Linked DNA regions of Homo sapiens: region 1 is linked to region 2. The links are chromatin loops, found by intact Hi-C in ENCODE. Cell type or tissue: endothelial cell of umbilical vein. All regions are shown on one strand. Each heading gives the region's core, and the rest is flanking DNA. Links, peaks and the distances in the headings are about the cores only.

Region 1 (9,785 bases), core at 1,225-9,224, 65 kb after region 2:
AACACCCACAGATGACTTCTTAACATAATACAAATTGCATTCTGTGAATAAATACTTATTGGCTTGGCTTCTTTGCCTCTGTGATTCAGCTATCAGAACCATCCTTTCCTTTCCTCTTAGCTATCAGCAAAGTGAGAGAGCTCAGAGGACACAGACAGCTGGGGGAGGGGGAGATCTCTCTTCCTTGCAACCCTCAAGGACCTAGCACAACAAGCTTTGATACTTATGGGTCCTAAGGCAAATACCTCTCAAGGAAAACCAAACCAAACCCCTAAAGGATTTCTCTGTTCCAATTCCATCTGGTTGAAGATGTAAATTTCATTTAGGGTCCAGTCCTGCAGTGACACAGCCAGTGCCAAATCCAGCCACAGTGTTTGTCCTGGGGCAAGTTCCTTAATCCCTCTGAACACCATCTGTAAACTGAACATGTTAATACATAAAGAGCATTTTAAAACAATGCCGGCATACAATACTACCGTATTTTTAATATTTTGGGGTACTACCGCAAAATATTCGCTATTACCATCTCCACTATTAAACTTTCCTCCATTTTGCCTCAGTAAACAACCTAAGTTGACAGATAGAAACGACCACAAAACATACTCCTTCCTAACTGACACACAAGTCTCATTAGCAATGAACTCACTAGCTGATTAACTGCTTGGGCCTCCTCCAATGAGTTTAAAATTAATTCCAGGACATACTCTTCTTGATTCTTCTAAAATGGAACCATATCTTCTAAAATGGAACCATGTTAGACTTAATAAATCACTGGATACTAAGTGGTGATCATCATGTCCCATAAACAGTTCCAAGATGCATTGTTCTTGTTTTCTGTGCTAAAATGCATCCTTGGCAGTGCACAGCTGGAACCCCTGCTCCTGACACCACCCCTCTCCTGCTGAGGGGCTTCTCCTGCCCATGGAAAGACTACCCATTCTTCCCTGCAGGTAAAAATCCCCTCTTGCCTAGCCTGGATCTCCCAGCAAACTGTAATGCCCTGAGATAAAACTTTGTCCCCCAAAGTACCCTGTGAGGATGTCAGGAGAAGGACAGCAGAAGGCCACAGCACACCACCCCAAAAACATGGTCTGTTTCCATCCCATGTCATTCTGATTTTTCAGCCTCTTTGGTGGCAGCTTAGATAAAAGTACAACCCCATCTTAACTTGATTACATCTGCAAAGACCCAATTTCCAAATAAGGTCACATTCACTGGTTTCAGATGGGACATAAATTTTGGAGGGTCACTATTGAACTTGCTACACCAGATAAAAGTGGTCAACCTTAAATGTGGGCAACATGACACCCTTGGAGAGAAAGTAAGGAGGAAATGGGCCACCTTCTCCCCACTTTATCTGCCATTTAACTAAATTAGTCAGAGCCATCATAGGGGGAAAAAAACCATTCTGCAGGGACGAAAACAAGCCCAGATGATTTTGGGGAGAAGGCCTAGCCATCCCCGTCTGAGTTGTGCCTTTGTGTCCTCTGAGTCTTTCACTGCCATGGGATGGGAGAGCCTCAGAACATAGCCAGGAGGCTTCGGGAACTGCACAGCCCTGGCGACCCGGCCCTGTTCTCACTCTCGGTAAGGTCTAATGAGGTGAGTGAGCACCTTAGCCAGCAGCTCACAGACCCACCTTTTAGCAAATCGGTGTTGGTCTAGGACCACGTGTCCTCCCACAGAGGGTTCTGTGGAATGGAGTCATCACGGTGCTCAAATACTCTGGGTTTGTTTGTTTTTGAGATGGAGTTTCGCTCTTGTCGCCCAAGCTGCAGTGCAATGGCACAATCTCAGGTCACTGCAACCTCTGCCTCCTGGGTTCAAGCCTCTGGCGTAGCTGGGATTACAGGTGGGTGCCACCATGCCCCACTAATTTATTGCATTTTTAGTAAAAACGGGGTTTCACCATGTTAGCCAGGCTGGTCTCGAACTCCTGACCTCAGGTGATCCACCTGCCTCGGCCTCCCAAAGTGCTGGAATTACAGGCGTGAGCTACTGCACCTGGCCAATACTCTGGGTTTTAAAAGACCACCTCTCGGCTGGGCACAGTGGCTTACATCTATAATCCTGGCCATTTGGGAGGCCAAGGAGGGTGGATTGCTTGAGCCCAGGAGTTCAAGACTAGCCTGTGTGACATGGAGAAACTCCGTCTCTATTGTTTAAAAGAAAAAAAAAAAAGACCTCCTCTCACCACCACCACCACCTCAAGCCAGAAGGGATGGGAAAGCCCTGGAAACAATAGGGCCAATCCTGTTTTCCAGAGATGCTGAGAAACACTGATTTTTGAACATTAACTAACTCAAGCCAGGGACTGCCCTGAAAGGGCGGGAGTGGGTTACCATAACAAGGAAGGATAAAGCCCTTGGTTGATCCAGTCCATCTCTTACAAACCAGGTCCTACAAGGTGAAGGGATCATCAAGTCACACACAATTTAGTAGAAGAGAACTGGAGGGATTGACAGATAATTAAATGTATTTACGGCAAGGTTGCCCTTTGTTGTATTCAAGATAAGTCCTTGAAATTGTCTTTCTGTGCAAACCTACTCATGTGATAACAGTTTTATTTAGCCATATTTCTTCCACAAAGTCATAAGGTCACACACTCAATCTGCTGGAATTTCAGAAAATAGTCTACAAGTTCTCAGGGGGAGTCAAGTTACCCAATGCAGGAAAACGTGAACCTCACATTTAAATGTCAGGAATGGCTACTAACCCATGAGCTTCCACAAAGAAAGTTACCAAACTAAAAATGTCTGAAGACTGAGTCACCAGTTAAACAGGAACATTTAATCGGGCACTTTTACGTGCCCTTACTAAAATACTGAAAGGAAGCTGGCCTCTTCCACTAGCAAATAACCCTGCTGAAAGAATAGTACTGGCTATGAGAGAACGAATGGGTAAAGCACTTAGTAAAATCACAGGCAAAATTGTTTTCTCTTTCACTGAGAAACCATGAATCCATACCTGAGAACAAACAAAAAAATCTTACGCCAGGTGTTTCCTCTAGGGAGGTTCTAGATTTTCTAAGAGAACAGGCATATGAATTGTGAGATTTATCCTAAACATATTTTTAAAAATCTACACCATAATTAAATTCTGTAATATCAGAAGCAAAATTGCAGTTTACCAGAACCCAATGAGCTCAAGTGCCTAGTTTACTGGAATTTTTAAGAGAAGGATACAACTGAAGAAGAGGGCATCTCCAGATTGATTGTCCTGGGCACCATAGAGATGCCACCCACTCTTCTATGTCTGGAAATAAGCTTCCAGAAGGAGGAAATGGAGATGGGGGTGGGAGGGCAAGACCCAGTGCCTGGCACAACCGTTGCCTGAAGAACCACTCAACCCATCTAACTCCCTAAGGCAGGCAAAGAAGAAAGTTTCACCCAGACCTGCAACAGAAAAGGACTTACAGCTACTCTCAGTTAATGAGAAAATAAAAATAACTGGGACTCACCGTTCCTGAGCGTTCTGGTTTCCCAACGCCGACTGGGAGCAGACAAGGCTCCCAGTGCCCCCAGTACTTGGCTAATACACACTGTGGGGCCCGTGATGACAGCATTAACACGTGCAGCCCATTATCACTCTAACAGTCTTGCATTTCACCATGGCAGGCATTTGTGAGGAAACCCGACCAATGACCAATGGGCCACGACCCTCTCCTCCCCTGCCAATTCAGCAGGGATGAGAACAAGCCCAGATGATTTTGCCAAAGGAGAGACTTGCTCGGCCCACTCACCCCAGCTGGGCAAAGCTGAGGTCACTCACCCATCCATCTCTTTCAGCTGTGTGGCTCTCTGATGCTGAATTCTGCCACCTGGGAGCAACAGCGCCCCTCAGGGCTCGGCCACCAGACCCTGTTACACAGGGAGAGACAGCAGAAAAAGCTCTGTGATCCTTGCCCTCCAAGACCAAGAGAAGGTTCTGGGGGCAACAGTACATAGTGTGCACAGCATTTTGAGGCATGCTTTACTTATTTCTGTTTTATAAATACCTCGGACGCTGTGAGTAGAAACAGGATCTCCTGCCAGTTTAGAGCAGAAGGCCTGAAGGTCACATGGATTCCTCTGTGACCAAGTCTTAGGAGACAAATGCTACCAGCTAAATCCAGATAAATATGAAGGATTCATCTGTGCCTGAAATGAAAAAGGGATATTGTGAGATAGGCACCTATCTGGTGCTGAACATGCCAGCCCAACACTGGGCCTCCAGGGAGCCCTGCCCAGCTTCCGCCATCAGTCCTGCTGATTATGAGAGCTAAAGAGCTTTGCCCCCAACTTGTAGGTCACAACCCAAGTGGAAAGACCCAGAGATTCTGGATTCTGGATGTCAGAGGAGGGAGAGGATCCCATTTGTGTCTCTACACTACTTGTCTCCAGTGCCATCTGGAGTTATTCCAACCCTTACCCCCCTGAACATTCTGTGCTGTACAGCTCTGGGCAGATCACTTGCACTTTTGGAGGATTTTGAGGCCTAACTTAAGAGTCCATGTGATATAACTGAATGACACAGGGGCGAAGGTTTTGGAACCAGGAGACCTGCGTTTGATTCCAGATTCTGCCAAGTGACCTTGGGTGAATTATCTAAACATTATGAAGATTTGTTTTTTCTTCTATAAAATGGGGGAAGGGAGGTTACTTTACGTGTAACTGAAGGAAAGAAGTTGATGAAATTCTGTAGGCTAAAAAAAATGACTTAAAATAATAAAATATGCACGGATATCCTCAAGATAAGGTTCGTAAAATGCTTTCAGCTCTTTAGCAGAAAGCTGCTTTATTAAATATTTCAAGATTAGAAAAATGTTAGTTTTAAAGCAACTGCTAAGGAATTGTAACACATGAGGAGGATGAGAATTGGTCCCCAAGTAGTCCTGAGCTTGACTTTATCACATCTTTGCATTGAGGATACCGAATGATCTAAAAACTAAAAACTCGAAAGGAAGCCCTCTGGGTTGATGTATTTTAGGGTCTTAGCTCAGTGGATTGCTTTTTCAAGTAAAGAGACAGAAGTAAGTTCATGCCCTCAAGTGTTCCTCTCTCCCGTCCGTCCACCACAAACACTCCACTATTGTTCCAAGGCTCACTCCTCCTGCCTCCCACTCTGGAAGTAAGTTTTCTCAGCCTTCTTTAAAGCCCAAGGGCAATCCCACCTGCCACCCCTAGCCTACCAGCAGCCTTCTTCCTTTGGGTTTTTGTGCAAACGTTGCCTGTATCAGGCAGGCATTTGCTCCTAGTCCACCTAAAAAATACTCTACACTGCAGAGCAGGAGCGCCCCACATGAAGCAGATAGCTACGCCACTCACTCCTCAGGAGCTCTTCCTCCGCTGGGCTTTCCCAATACATTCGTCTTGCCTCCTCATCAGTTTCCTGGGAGGCAAGGAACTGGCCATCAAGGAAGATGGTTTCATAAAAAATGGCAGAAATATTACTCTGAGATTAGGAAAGAAAATTACCCCACTTACCAAAAATTAATTCACTGGCATAAGTAGGGAGCACCCTCGTGGATAAAGCAGTGGCTTGCAAATGAAGAGGACAGAACCTGCGAAAAGGCATCAGTACCACTGGGAGGGATGTTTTGCAAACTACGCCCTCCTGACATTCCACCTCACTCCCCACAGGGACGAAAGACATCACTCTAACCTCTGTGGGGGCTATGAAAGAAGTATGATACACAGCATCCATAAAACAATTGGAAAATAGTACAACAAATCTGTATATAATGAAGTACTAAACTCTGAAGTACCAACTATAAATACTAGAGGAGTTCAAACAAAGGAGGCAGAAAGAAGAAGGAGGTGGACTCAAAGCTGGGAACCACTGGAAGAGATGGAATAGAAGAGAAGGTGAGAAGGAGGGGTGGATGCAGACGTCAGGCTGGGCTCACAGTTGAGCCAAGGCCCAAGAATGCTGGGCGGTCAGGAAATGGGCAGATGGACAAGAGGGGTGTGTTTTGGAGCAGTGGCAGTGAGTCATTATGGAATGAAGCTTCAGTGCTTTACTTACAAGGGGAATTCCAGACATCAGCCTGGAAAATGACGCTACACAGGTGCTGCCTTGGCTGTGCGCATAGGGCTGTGCACTGTTGTTCATATGAGGGGCTGAAGTGAGGTCATAGGTGTGAGAAGCATTTACTTGGCTACAAGTAACCTGACCCATGGCGATGTTGGACAAGCACTGACGTTCACCATTTGAGCCCCACTGCAAGCCCTTGATGGCATCTAACTAGTTTTGTACAACCTGCTGAACCATACAAAGATATTCACTGGGGGCCCATCCCCTCCAGGCCCTAAAAATCATACTATTTCTCACCTTCACACTGTGTAACCACCCTCTATAACTAGAACATTTGCTAGTCTCTTCTCTGCATAAAAGTGATGATTCATATCTCTTTCATCTCTGTTGGGGGTTCTGACCTATGTACTTGTAATTCAGTCCTCATGTTTAAATTCTACACAAATTTAAATTTAGGGTGTTGAGTGCATAGTGGACACTGTAAATATTTACTAATTGACTAAGTCTGTGGCATTAACCTAAAGCATTATCATTGTGGTTCTCTGAACAGAAGTTTCTTACCAGATTATTACATTGGGCGGAGAGGTACAGGCCTTTATGAGTAATTGCCACGCCACTGTACATCAGGAGAGAAAGCTCACTGTGGCCTGGGCTGTCAGCAGCTTTTGGATATTTAAAGAACATCTCAAAGTTCAAGCAAATAATTATCCATCCAAAAATGAGAGTTTTCACTTTCCACTGCTCAGAGGAGTTACTGTCCCAAGGCATATTTCTTTCACACTTTCCCCATTTGTCTCAAGAACATCTCACTGGGCTCAAAGATCTACTCCAGAAACTGCTGTCTCACAAATAAAGAAATATATTCAAAGCTAAAACAGGATGTTGGAGGTAGCAGAAGAAAGGAAAGGCCCGCAAATAGAAAGTAGATGGAAATCTACCCATTGATTGTTGACATTCAGTTAAATACTGAAATACCATTAGAAGACTCATGATTTCTGCTATTCTCTCCAAAATATACAATGCAACAAAATTGTCTATGGTATTCTCCAACTGACATGAGCTTATTTGGTCCAGAAAATATAAAACTCAATACCATTAACTGTAGTTTAACCTAGATTAAAAGGCTGGTGAAATTATAAAATAAGGTTCCTTTTTTTTTGAGATGGAGTCTCTCACTGTGGCCCAGGGTGGAGTGCAATGGCACATCTCAGCTCACAGCAACCTCCGCCTCCTGGGTTCCAGCAATTCTCCTGCCTCAGCCTCCCGAGTAGCTGGTATTACAGGTGCCCGCCACCACACCTGGCTAATTTTTTGTATTTTTAGTAGAGACAGGGTTTCACTATGTTGGCCAGGCTGGTCTCGAACTCCTGACCTCGTGATCCACCCACCTCAGCCTCCGAAAGTGCTGGGATTACAGGCGTGAGCCACTTTGCCTGGCCAATAAGGTTCCTTTTTAACATCTAAGGAGAATGGAAAAATATTTCTACAAAGATTTCTGCTTCATTGAGATGCTTTCTGTAGATGTACATTGGTGGTGGGGTAGAGAGGCTACTTGCAGGATCTGGACACAGACAGATTTGACCTGAACTGCAGCTACACTACTTACTAGTTGTGTGGCTTCGGGCAAGTGGGAGGATCACTTGAGCACAGAAGATTGAGGCTACAGTGAGCTATGATCGCACTATTGCACTCCAGCCTGGGTGACAGAGTAAGACCCTGTCTCTTAAAAAAAAAAAAAAAAATTAACAACACAATGTGAACTTGGGAGTGGTGTGCTCACCAGAGAAGACAAAGGAGAGACTTCATTCACCAAGGCTGGAAGATCCCAGTCCAGAGCCAAATGTCTGGGTCCTCAAGCCTGGTTAGTCTGGTCTTGACTTGCCTGTGAGCAATCATGATCAATGCTAATTTAAATGTCTTCTACAGGTAACATGGATCACACACACGTTCCTTCTCCCATTCCAGACCATAAGCTCCTCTACCGGCTGCCCAGACAAAATATTAAATCTGTGAACCATAAGTTAGGGTAAAGACTCTCATCCTAGAATCTAGTATTGTTCTTTGGCTCTGATACTGTTATCTTTAAATCACTGTATCTTTATTATTTACTTATTTTTTGAGACAGGGTCTTGCTCTGCTGCCCAGGCTGGAGTGCAGCGGCATGATCTTGGCTCACTGCAACCTCCACCTCCCGGGTTCAAGCAATTCTATTCTCATGCCTCAGCCTCCCGAGTAGCTGGGACCACAGGTGTGCACTACCATGCCCAGCTTAGTTTTATATTTTTCACCATGTTGGCCAGGATGGTCTTGAACTCCTGGCCTCAAGTGATCCACTTACCTCGGCCTCCCAAAGTGCTGGGATTACAGGTATGAGCTACTGCACCCCGCCTTTTATTTATTTATTTTAATTTATAGAGACAAGGTCTTGCTCTGTTACCCAGGCTGGAGTGCAGTGGTGCAATCATAGCTCACTGCAACTCTGAACTCCTGGGCTCAAGTGATCTTCCTGCCTCAGCTTCCCGAGTAGCTGGGACTGCAGGTATGTGCCACCACACTTGGCTAATTAAAATTTCTTGTTGTTGTTGTTGTTGCAGAGATGGAGTCTCACTATGTTTTCCAGGCTGGTCTCCAACTACTGGCCTCAAGTGATCCTCCCACCTTAGCCTCCCACTGTGCTGGAATTATACAGGTATGAGCCACTGAGCCTGGCCAAATCATGATAACTTTAAATGAAGGAACAAAGCTGGATGATAAGAAAATGTCCTATTTGTGTAGCTCTATCGTTTATAAAGTGTTCGTGATTTTAATACATTACCTCATTTACTCCTCAAACATGTCACAGAATGCATTTGTGTTGACAGTGAAGACTGAATGCCTAACTTACTGACAAAGTGCATCCTCCGACATTACCTCATTTGGTGCTCACAACCGCTGTGAGTTACTATTAATGCAGGCAAGGAAACTGAGGACCAGGGACCCTCCCTGTGCCAGGCCCTGGTGAGGCTCTAGGAATACAGAGAAGCAAGGCACCCATCCATCTTATAAGCTGTTTGCAGAGCTGGATGGATTCTGATCACTTCAGCCTTGATAATTCAGCTTTACAGAAGCTCCATGAGGCCTCTCTGCTCATCCATAAGAGACTTAAAGAAATCTGCATTCCTCTTATAAGCTCTTTTGTGGCAAAGTGCTGATTTCTCTTGCGATGTCAGTGCAACATCCAGAATTTATATGTAGAGTCAATAAATAGACTGATGGGTGATATTAATGATAGATGGAGGGAAAGGAACTATGTTTTCTAAATTGGGAAAAATATCCTTGGCTATAATCTACTCGGCATTTTCCATCATCCCACTATTTAGAAGGGTACATTTGTCAACATCATTGACAAGAATGAGCAAGCACTTTATTTACATGATCAGAATAGAGGAGGGAACTGCAGCCAGGATATTTGGAACCTGAGAAGCTAATGTCTACAGTGTGAATACAGTTCAGGCCACACAAGGAGCTGGAAGGGGTTGGAAGCTCAGTTAGCACTGTGGAAAGCCTCCTCTATGGCCCATAGTGGGGCACAGGGTGTTCAGGCCCCAGGGAAACTCCTCAGGACAGAGTGTCTGGCACAGCGTCCAGCAGGGAAAGAGCTCAATAAATGCCTGCTGAACTCTGAATTTTTCTCATTCTCTGAATGAGAAAAAAGAACATTTCCCAGCTGTGAGGACTCTAGCACAATCACATAATCCTAGGAATATTGTATGTCCCTCAATTTTTAGGAA
Region 2 (9,785 bases), core at 694-8,693:
AATTAAAAATATATTTAAACAAGAGTGTAGCTGATCTAAAATTTAGGGTTTTCTCTAAAGTAGTGTTCTTCAACCTGATTGCACATTAGAATCACCTGGGGATTTTTTTTAAAAAAAAAGCAGGAAAAATATTTATTATAGGGTATTAAATGGCTTACTGAATCATTGAGAGAGTTAAAGAAATAGCCTCAAAGCCAAACACCTGGGGAGCTTCTAAAACACCCATACTAATGCCTGGGGCCTCCCCAGCTTCATTAAGTCAGAACGTCTGGGGGTGGGATCTGGCCATGGGTGTTCTTCTACAAGATCCTCAGGTGCAACCACTGTGGCTGTGGCGCACTGCTCTAAGGAACGAGGCTCTCTCCAGCTCAGACCAATGCGAGAAGGCATTTTTTTGAAGCACTCTCTCATCTCTGGGCCACCCCTTTTCAGACTCCCTTTCCTTTCTACTTGCAGTAAACAACCTTCACAGATGGGGGCGCTGCTTAGCCTTTCGGAAGCTTAGCCTGGTAGCAGTTTTCCAAACATTTCCTCAAAGCAAGGTTTCCACAGGTAGCACATCGCCGTTCAACACAACCAGGCGCTTCCTGTAGATCCACTAATACCTAACAAACAGAAAATTTAAATGCCTTTAAATCCATGTAACTGCTTTCTGGTAATCTTTCTTGTAAAGAGTGAATTGGAAAAGCTGCACGGAGGTTATATATTACTGCAAGAATGATGCTCTAGCTCAGTGGTTCTCAGAGTGTGGCCCCTGAGCAAGCAGCATCAGCATTGCCTGGGAACTGGTTCAAATGCACATTCTTGGACCTCACCCCAAACCCACGGAATCAGAAACTCAAGGGGCTCAATGAGCTTGCAGGACCTCACCTCCAGAGATTCTGATTCCACTGGTCTGGGTGGGCTGAGAAGTTGCTTTTCTAACAAGTTCTCAGGTGATGCTGACGTTGTTGGTCCAGAGACCACACTTTGAGAACCATTGTCCTAGTTGACAGAAAAGCTGGATGAAATCTTTTCTTTTTTCTTTTGGAGATGGAGTTTTGCTCGTTGCCCAGGCTGGAGTGCAGTGGTGCGATCTTGACTCACTGCAACCTCTGCCTCCCGGGTTCAAACGATTCTCCTGCCTCAGCCTCGTGAGTAGCTGGGATTACAGGCGCCCACCACCACGCCGGGCTAATTTTTGTATTTTTAGTAGAGGCGGGGCTTCACCATGTTGGCCAGGCTGGTCTTGAACTCCTGACCTTGTGATCCGCCCCCCTCGGCCTCCCAAAGTGCTGGGATTACAGGTGTGAGCCACCGCGCCCGGCCTCTTTTGTCTTTTAAAAGTGCAGCTCGAAAAGATGCTTCATGTCACTCATTGTTAAATAGATGCAAGTTAAAATGACACTTAGAAATCATTTTCCACTGCCCATGTTAGAAAAGATGAAGTTTGCCAATACCCAGGACTGGAAGAAGTGTGGGTAACAGGCCCTCTGGTCCATCCACTGTTGAGGGAGTACACATTGGTATAGGCCTTGGAAGGCAATGTGGTAACATCTGTTCATGTTTTTTAAAGTACAAACCTTTGGTCTAGTAATTCTGCCTTTGGGGACTTTATACTGCATATGTATGTAAACATGTACATGCAAGAATGTTCACTGCAGCATTTTGGTGTTTGTAGCAGCAAAGGTTTGGAAACAACCTAAATTTCCATCAGTAGAGGACTGGTTAAATGAAGGACTACACTGTGGTGAAAAAGGATGAATCTGGCCGGGCGCGGTGGCTGATGCTTGTAATCCCAGCACTTTGGGAGGCTGAGGCGGGTGGATCATTTGAGTTCAGGAGTTCAAGACCAGCCTGGCCAACATGGTGAAACCCTGTCTCTGCTAAAAATACAAAAATTATCCAGGCAGTGGTGACACGTGCCTGTAGTCCCAGCTACTTGGGAGGCTGAGGTGGGAGAATCGCTTGAGCCTGGGAAGGGAGGTTGCAGTGAGCCAAGATTGTGCCACTACACTCCAGTCTGAGTGACAGAGTGAGACCCCGTCTCCAAAAAAAAAAAAAAAAAAAAAAAAAAAAAAAAAGAATCTGATCTGACATGGAATGGCTCTGAGCCATCTTAAGGGATAAAAACAAGGGGTGAAACAGTGGGGCTGGCACCCTCTCCCGTGTTTGCTTGGGTTTTAAGGGATTACATACACACATATCTGACTGAATATTCACTGGGAAATTGCAGCAGATATTGATTTCCTGGGGAGAAAAACTGGGGGTCTAGGGTAGGAAAAAGATCTAGTTTCACTCATTGTATGTAGCCTTTGGCACAGTTTGACTGTTTTTCTCATGTGTATTTATTTCTTTTTAAATATGAATCTAACCAGTTTTAAAATCTAGCAAAAAAATAAGGGAAAAAAAGATGTTTACATTTCCTCAGGCCAGTTTCGACAATGCTAAAGACACCCAACATATCACTCATGCTGGAGCAATGGTTTGTGCTGGGGACATTATTTGCCTGCCTAAGAAATAGTACTGAGAAACTTATTTTAAATTGTTATTAAATATTTACTTCTCCACCGCTTCCTAAGGTTTCTGCCTAATTTTGTCATCTCTTAGCTAACTATATCTTTATGTTTGGTTCCAACATTGAATGAGACTCTATTAGATTATAAACTCCATGAAGCAAAGATATTCTTGCTCTTGTTCACCACTGTATCTGTGAGGCCAGATACTTGGTGGGCACTCAATCAGTGTTACCTAAATGAATGGATGAAACAACAGATGTACAGTGTTCAGCCTCTCTTCTAGGAACTTAAACACAGACAAGGAAGCAGATTTAAAGACATGAAATGACTTGTCCACCCTCACATAATGAGTAGGGCCATGTCTACTCATGACCGTGTCTACTCAAAGTCCAACGCTAGACTTTGGACCATGTCAACCCCAAAGCCCAAGCCCCTTGCCTTATATCACAAATCTACTTAGGTAATAGTACTCCAGAGATTTATGCTTCAATTATTAAACATCTTACTCCCCCCAACCATTTGATTCCTTTTATTATTTTTATTCTTATTTTTTTGAGACGGTCTCGCTCTGTCTCCCTAGGCTGGAGTACAGTGGCATGATCATGGCTCACTGCAGCCTTGACCTCCCCAAGCTCAAGACGTCCTTCCACCTTAGCCTCTTGAGTAGCTGGGACTATAGGCACATGCCACCAAACCCAGCTAATTTCTGATTTTTTGTAGAGATGGGCGAACTTGCCTGGGAGGTTCCACTATGTTGCCCAGGCTGGTCTCGAACTTCTGAGCTCAAGAGGTCTGCCCACCTTGGCTTCCTTTCCCAAAGTGCTGAGATTACAGGTGTGAGCCACTGCACCCAGCTTTGATTCCTTTTAGACCCATCTATCATTACTCAGGTTTGAGACTAATTATTTGAGACCTAGAGCAGATGTTCAGATGTCATTGGGACAGTTACAAAACTCAGATTTGCTACACTACTGAGGAGCAATTACAGCTAATTGTGTAGGCACTTTGGGAGCCTCAATTTAATTAAATCCAAACACATCTGATCTGGATAAAGGGCCAACCCTGCCTGATGTCAGACAGACTGCTGGATGTTCTGTGAAGAGATGCCACCTCTCCCATGCAAGGGAAGGGCAAAGACATGGTGCCCAGCTCCAGGATCAGCCTTCTGGAAGGTCCTCCTGGGACCTCCCCTGATGTCAGTTACCAAACACCTTTAGTGCCTGGGGCCTCTCCCTGGCCTGTTATTACTAACAGCTACATTAATCTGTTTTTAAATGAGGCTCTATGTATTTAATTCTTATGGGATTAGCACTAGGTAACTATATAATCTTGCTGCCGCTTTTTAAAGTAAGATGAAATCTGAAACACTAGCTGGGCCTTAGACAGATGAGTATTGCACGGCCATTTTGGAAAGGCAACTTGCTGGGAACAGAAAAGACCCCTCACCTTTTTCTCAAGCCCCTACACCTAAAGAAGGACAAGGCAAAGGCTGCCTGAAAGCTATTATTTCAACAGCCACTTCCCCAAATGACACTAGCATGACTAAATAGGCTAAAATACAGGGACTCGAGACTTGGTGTTCCTTGTGGATGGAGACTCTGAGTCATCTCTGTATGTTCCATGCCAGGCCCATGCATGGCATCTGTGGATATGCCACAAAATGTCAGGTGGATAAGAAGGAAGTTTGAATCGTCTGGAATAAAGGCACACAGTACTCGCCAGCATGAGTAAGCAGGGGACATGAAAGAGGTACTTGAATATCTTTCCCACTAAGTTTAGCCTAAGAGAAAAATACAGTTAAGCTAACATGGCTCGCTGACAGGTGGGCGGTTAGGGGCCTAGCAGCCCCTGTCACTTCCATAGTAAAAGTATGTGAGTCATTTCTTAAAGTCAAGGGGAAACTATCTTAAAGCTGAGTCATCCAGGAATACAATAGCTGTAGAAATAAAGTTAAGGCCCCTTTGTGCTATCAAATTAGTTGGCCTTGCCCTTATCTCTGAAATAAGGATTTTAAAAAATGAGTGTTTTCAGCCTTGTTTCCCCAGGTATAGGATGCCTAAAACTGCCCTCTTATGGCTAAAGGTTTAAGTATTCAGATATCATCCTGAAAGTGCAGAACTCACCACTCTTGGCCACTGTTCTGCTTTGGATATGACTCCCTGACACACTTCCTGAAGCTCCTGGCCCCTGGCTCTCAGCAGACGATCTTGCCAGGTGTTTTACTACGATGTCTGAGTTCTGCAAACTCACTACCTTCACTTTCACATTCTCTCTCTCCCTTCACCCATCTCTTCCTCCTCCCTTCCCATTGTGCCCTTCTGCCATTATAAAACTCAACTGTTTAATGCAGAGGCAACACAATTCATAACTATGAATACAATTCAAAATTGAGTCTACACCAATGAAAATGGTAGATATGAGAAGCTTATCGAAACACCTATGTTTATGATCTAATAGAAGATTGTAAGATATTAAGCAGTAAAAACAAAATAGAAGTTCCTTAAAAATCACTGCCTGAAGCTCTTACAGTGAGATGTCTTGGATCATGGGTGATCTCTACAGCATGCTAAAGGTAGGTAACCCTACATCCTAGTCTCTCCAAGAGGGTCCTGGAATGTATTGTTCTGATGCAGTTATTAATAAAGTTATGAATTATTATAACGTTATTAATAAAGTCCCTTTTTACTCTCAAAAGTGTCTCAATTGGAATGTGTAATTAGATGGAGGGAGATGGGGTCTCCCTCCCTTCTAAGACTGAAGTCCCGTCCTCTAAGCAAGACCAAGTTTTCTGACCTTACCTTGAGGTTCCAAAAGATTGTTTGTATATATGTTTGTTTGTTTTAAGAGATAGGGTCTCACTCTGTAGCTCAGGCTGTGCAGTGGCATGATCACAGCTCAGTGTAGCCTTGAACTCCTGGGCACAGCGCTTCTAGAGTAGCCGGGACTACAGACATGAGCCACCATGCCCAGCTAATTTATTTTTATTTTTTGTAGAAATGAGGTCTCACTGTGATTAAAGGTGTGAGCCACTGTACCCAGCCCAAGAGATAATTTTTGTTTTGTTTTTGAGACAGGGTCTCACTCTGTCACCCAGGCTGGAGTGCAGTGGCATGATCACGGTTCACTGCAGCCTTAATCCAAAAGATAGTTTAAAAAACAAAAAAGTTCCTGTATTAAACCCAGTTGGACATTAAAGATTTCCTCCTCCCAGCAAGAGAATTCAATGCTGTGATTTCACGTACTTCCTCACAGCTTGATGTCTAATGCCCGAGAGTCAAGAGTTTAGAAATAAGGGAAGGGCCCACTTCTTCCCTGTTTAAACTCACAGGAAAAAAGCAATTTAAATATTCGAGGCCATTTTCAATGCCAAATGCCCCAGCTTGGTGTTTTGGTGGGAGATGGGTACTAAGTTCTTAGAAGGCTCATGATCCTAAGGGACTCGTTACCTTTGGGGAGCCAGAGCCAGGTTATTTTTATTCCTTTCACTTGACATAGAAGATATTGTTTTTAATCCTATTTTTTTCTCTCTTTAAATCAAGATCAAACTAATAAGATCCTTTGTTACTTGGCTCTTGATTTTCTGGTGATAAAACTTTCAAGATATGAAGGTATGATATGGAGGCCAGAATAAGCACAAGCTGGAAAATTCTGGTTTTCAGTTTATTCTTTGGCTAGTGGATTTGATCTACCTCTTCTTTGCTCTGAACATGAATACTGGACTGTTGGGATAAGGCACTCGGCCAAAGAGAGACAGAAGAAGCAGAATGCTGCCTGAATTCACTGGGCCCCTACAGAATCACTGACAAAAACACTCACATTCCAAACATTGTTTAGTTTAGAAGGTCAATTAAGTCAATAAAGAGTAAGCCAACATGTCTACTGCTGCAGTGCCTCGATTAAAGATTAGGCTCTTTATAATAAATACACTTCAAGAAAATCTTCATGACTTCTTCATCTTCCTTGATTTCCAAGTGTTATTGACCTCACCCACATGACAGGGTTGTTTACCTGGCCTGACCCAGTAGAGTACCCTATTAGTTAAAAAAATTTTTTTTTTTTAGAGACAAGGACTTGCTATGTTGCCCAGCTGGTCTTGAACTCCTACCCTCAAGCTATCCTCCTGCCTTAGTCTCCTGAGTAGCTGAGATTACAAGTGCATGCCACCTCGCTTGGCACAATAAGAAATTTAAGACAGTTTGGTAAACTTTACTCTTGTAGGTGTTCTTCACATTTATTTTTACTCAGGTTAGCTAATGTCTTTATCAAAAGAGACATATTTAGTATTTTCCAGTTTAAAGAATTTATGAACTATACAAAAGTTAAGTGTGAGGAATTTTTTTAAAAAAAAAAAACATTTTTTAGAAGGTTAAAATGTAGCATGTACTACAGTAAAAACTCTTTCCAGTACTGATTTTAAGGGCTGGCTCTGTATATAGAAGCCAGTGGCTTTGAGCTGGAGGCGTGTGGCCCAAACAGATTTGGCCAAGAGGCCAATACTGAAGGTTGTCCAGCTGGAAAGCAAGCATTGCATACTGCAGAATAATCACCACAGCCGACATCCCTGTACACAGAGCTGTAACTCAGACTGAGCTCAAAGAAGGAAGAATTTTATGCTCAACACGAGCAGGTTCTTAAACTCGTCCTTGCAGAAATTCCAAAGTTCACATGAGGTCAACTGTATGAACTGGATGCAGAGGTAAGGTCATTTAACAGTTCAAGTAAATGTTTACCTTTTCTCCTCTAAGGTGGCTCACAGAAAACACAAAGTTAGAGTGAAGGGCCAATGAAGATGATAATCGTTATTGTTTACTGGTATTTGCTGGACTCTATGCCATGCACTTTTATATTATTGCCATTTTTTTTTTTTTAAAGACAGGGTCAGTCTCTGTCGTCTAGGCTGGAGTGCAGTGGCGTAATCTTGGCTCACTGCACTCCTGGGCTCAAGCGATTCTCCTGCCTTTGCCTCCCAGGTAGCTGAGATTACAGGTGTGTATCATCACACCTGGCTTTTTTCATTTTTAGTAGAGATGAGGTTTCACCATGTTCTATCAGGCTGGTCTCAAACTCCTGGGCTCAAGTGATCTGCCAGCCTGGGCGTCCCAAAGTGCTGGGATTACAGGTGTGAGCCACCATGCTGGGACTTATTGCCAAATTTCTTAACAGTCTTTCTCAGCTTTCTCGACCAGGCAGTCAAACCTTCAGCTGTTGGACTATAAAGCACAGGTTCTCTCCCGCTGCAGGCCTTTCCTGACCATCTCTCTCTAAGTGATACACTAGATGGAGGAGATTAACACACAATAATATAAAAATTAGAAATGCAGATCTGGTCCCTGTCTGTGAAAAGGTTGCTGTTGGTAAATATTCCTTTTGGACAAACCTAGCCAATAAGCTTAGACCGACTGTGACTGTGCACCCTCCTTCCCCAACTAGATGGTGAGAGTTCCTCATAGACTGGGATCTTCCTGAAGGCAGGGACTCGAATCCACACCTGTATTCCCATCGCAGAGGCTGGCCCCATCATTGTCTGGAGGATGCTGGCTGAACAAAAGATCAAAGACCAAACCCACAGGTCCAATTCTGTGGCTCTGAGATGCTCTTGGATGCTCTTTTGCCTTAAGCCTAAAATGTATCTGACTGGGAACTATTTCCTCACTCCTTAGTCTCTTACATGGAGAGGCAATGGAGCCTGTTGTTCAGGAGCACGGATTCTAGGACTAGACTGCGAGACTGCCTGTGTTTGAAGCCTGGGCTGCCCACTCATTAACTCTGTGATTTAGAGCAAGTCAGTCATCCTTGTCGGGCCTCAGTTTCCTCACCTGTAAAAGGGGTGTGACTGATTTAATATATCCTACAAAGTATTCACAACAGTGCCTGGCACACAGCAAATGCTATGTAAGTGACAGCTATCAGAACAGTAATGACCACTACCACCAAAGTGGGGAAAATGTCTTTTTAAATACTCAAACATCACACCTGCTCCTCTGTATTCTAATGAACAGTATCCTAAATAGGAAATGAACACTACCACAGAGGTGGTATTAAGTTAGGGTTAAGAATCACATTGATTGAAGGCTGGTTCTGCCACTCACTAGTCACATGACTCAGGTCAAGGTACTTAACCTCCCTAAGCCTGTGAAGTGGGGATACTAATTAAAACCTACCTCTGAGGCAGTAAGGATCAAGTGAAGTAACGTGAAAGCACATGCCTGGCACTCATTAGAGTGAGATAAATGGTAACTGCTGTCATGAAGAATTTTCCTTAATGAATTTATCTTTCAAAGGCAGCACGAAGGGTTCTAAGTCACAAGAATGCTTAATTATCCATTTAGGAAATTCTGTGCAAGGCAGATCTGTTTTCAACAATTTCTAATCACATTAGCAAAGCTTATGTGGTTTGGAACAGAGTTGGGTTGATAAATGGGAAAAGATCCTTTATAATTTTCTCAGAGAAATCTGAGGCAGGTGCATAACAGCAAAAGAAGAATATAGAGTTTCATGTTAATGCCCTCTTTAGTTTTCTTCTGGTCAAGATCACAGTTGCAAAAAGCCCAAAGGGTATTCACAGTGACTTGAATGCCTGGCATCTGCTCAAAAGAGAGGCAATGTGCCTAAGGGAAGACTCACATATAGGGCACAATGGTTTGGGATGTACTAGTTTGTAAAGTATCATTTTACAGTCACAAACTGTCAGTTCCCATCTCAGTAGGCATTCAGTAAACACTGATGCAGTGAATGCTTTCTAGGGTCCAAGCAGGATTCTAGACACTGGGGAACTACAGCAGGGAGTGCGAAAACTGCCTGCTCTCATGGAGTGAACTTCTGGGATGGAGAGACAGATGATAGCCATATAAACAAATAATTTCACAGGTTATGAAAACAAATCCTTAATTTCAAATCTTAAGTGGCTTGAAGAAAGTAAGGAGGGGCATTAGATAATGACTGGGGTTGGGGGGGAGCTTTAGATGAGGGAGAGGAGTCAAGGAAGGGCTCTCTGAGAGGGTGACATCTTGGTTGAGACCTGAGTGACAAAGAGAAGCCAAGTGAAGACCACAGAAGGGCCTTCCAAACAGAACCTGGGCAGTCCTGGGATTAGCAGGCACTGGAGTTCAGTGCCTGGAATTTCCATACACTCAGGGTGGGAATAGGGGGCCTGATGGTGGACTGCAGTATGTCCTGGGGATCCAGAGAGCTCCTCCAATGTCACATCCAGTGACCCCACCTGGAAGAGGCTTACTTGGTTGGGGACCTATTAAAAATGCGTGGAAGGAGATCGAAAAGTGGCATAAG

The links. Peaks named below come from ENCODE experiments on the same cell type or tissue, not always from the same donor. Only the 100,000 strongest peaks of a DNase experiment are listed, where the experiment ranks them.
Region 1: it touches region 2 in a loop (5-fold over the local background); 10 of 110 quality-filtered maps call a loop at or near these places.

What each region holds. Positions count from the first base shown.
Region 1 is chr15:89,098,257-89,108,041 of GRCh38, reverse strand. All of the region lies in intron 1 of ABHD2 (abhydrolase domain containing 2, acylglycerol lipase), which reads right to left. LOC124903573 reads left to right here and starts at 1,510. Exons shown (of 7, transcript XM_047433432.1): 1 at 1,510-1,602; 2 at 4,288-4,430. The coding sequence starts at 1,510. RefSeq lists an enhancer at 5,174-6,373. In endothelial cell of umbilical vein, for the core only: no CTCF peak of the experiment used is centred there; DNase peaks (open chromatin) are centred at 2,661 and 6,011; H3K27ac peaks cover 5,172 bases.
Region 2 is chr15:89,162,359-89,172,143 of GRCh38, reverse strand. All of the region lies in intron 5 of ABHD2 (abhydrolase domain containing 2, acylglycerol lipase), which reads right to left. Among named protein-coding and RNA genes, the nearest start is that of RLBP1, 54 kb to the left of the region's middle. RefSeq lists enhancers at 4,400-4,769, 3,679-4,878. In endothelial cell of umbilical vein, for the core only: no CTCF peak of the experiment used is centred there; DNase peaks (open chromatin) are centred at 4,263 and 6,143; H3K27ac peaks cover 3,100 bases.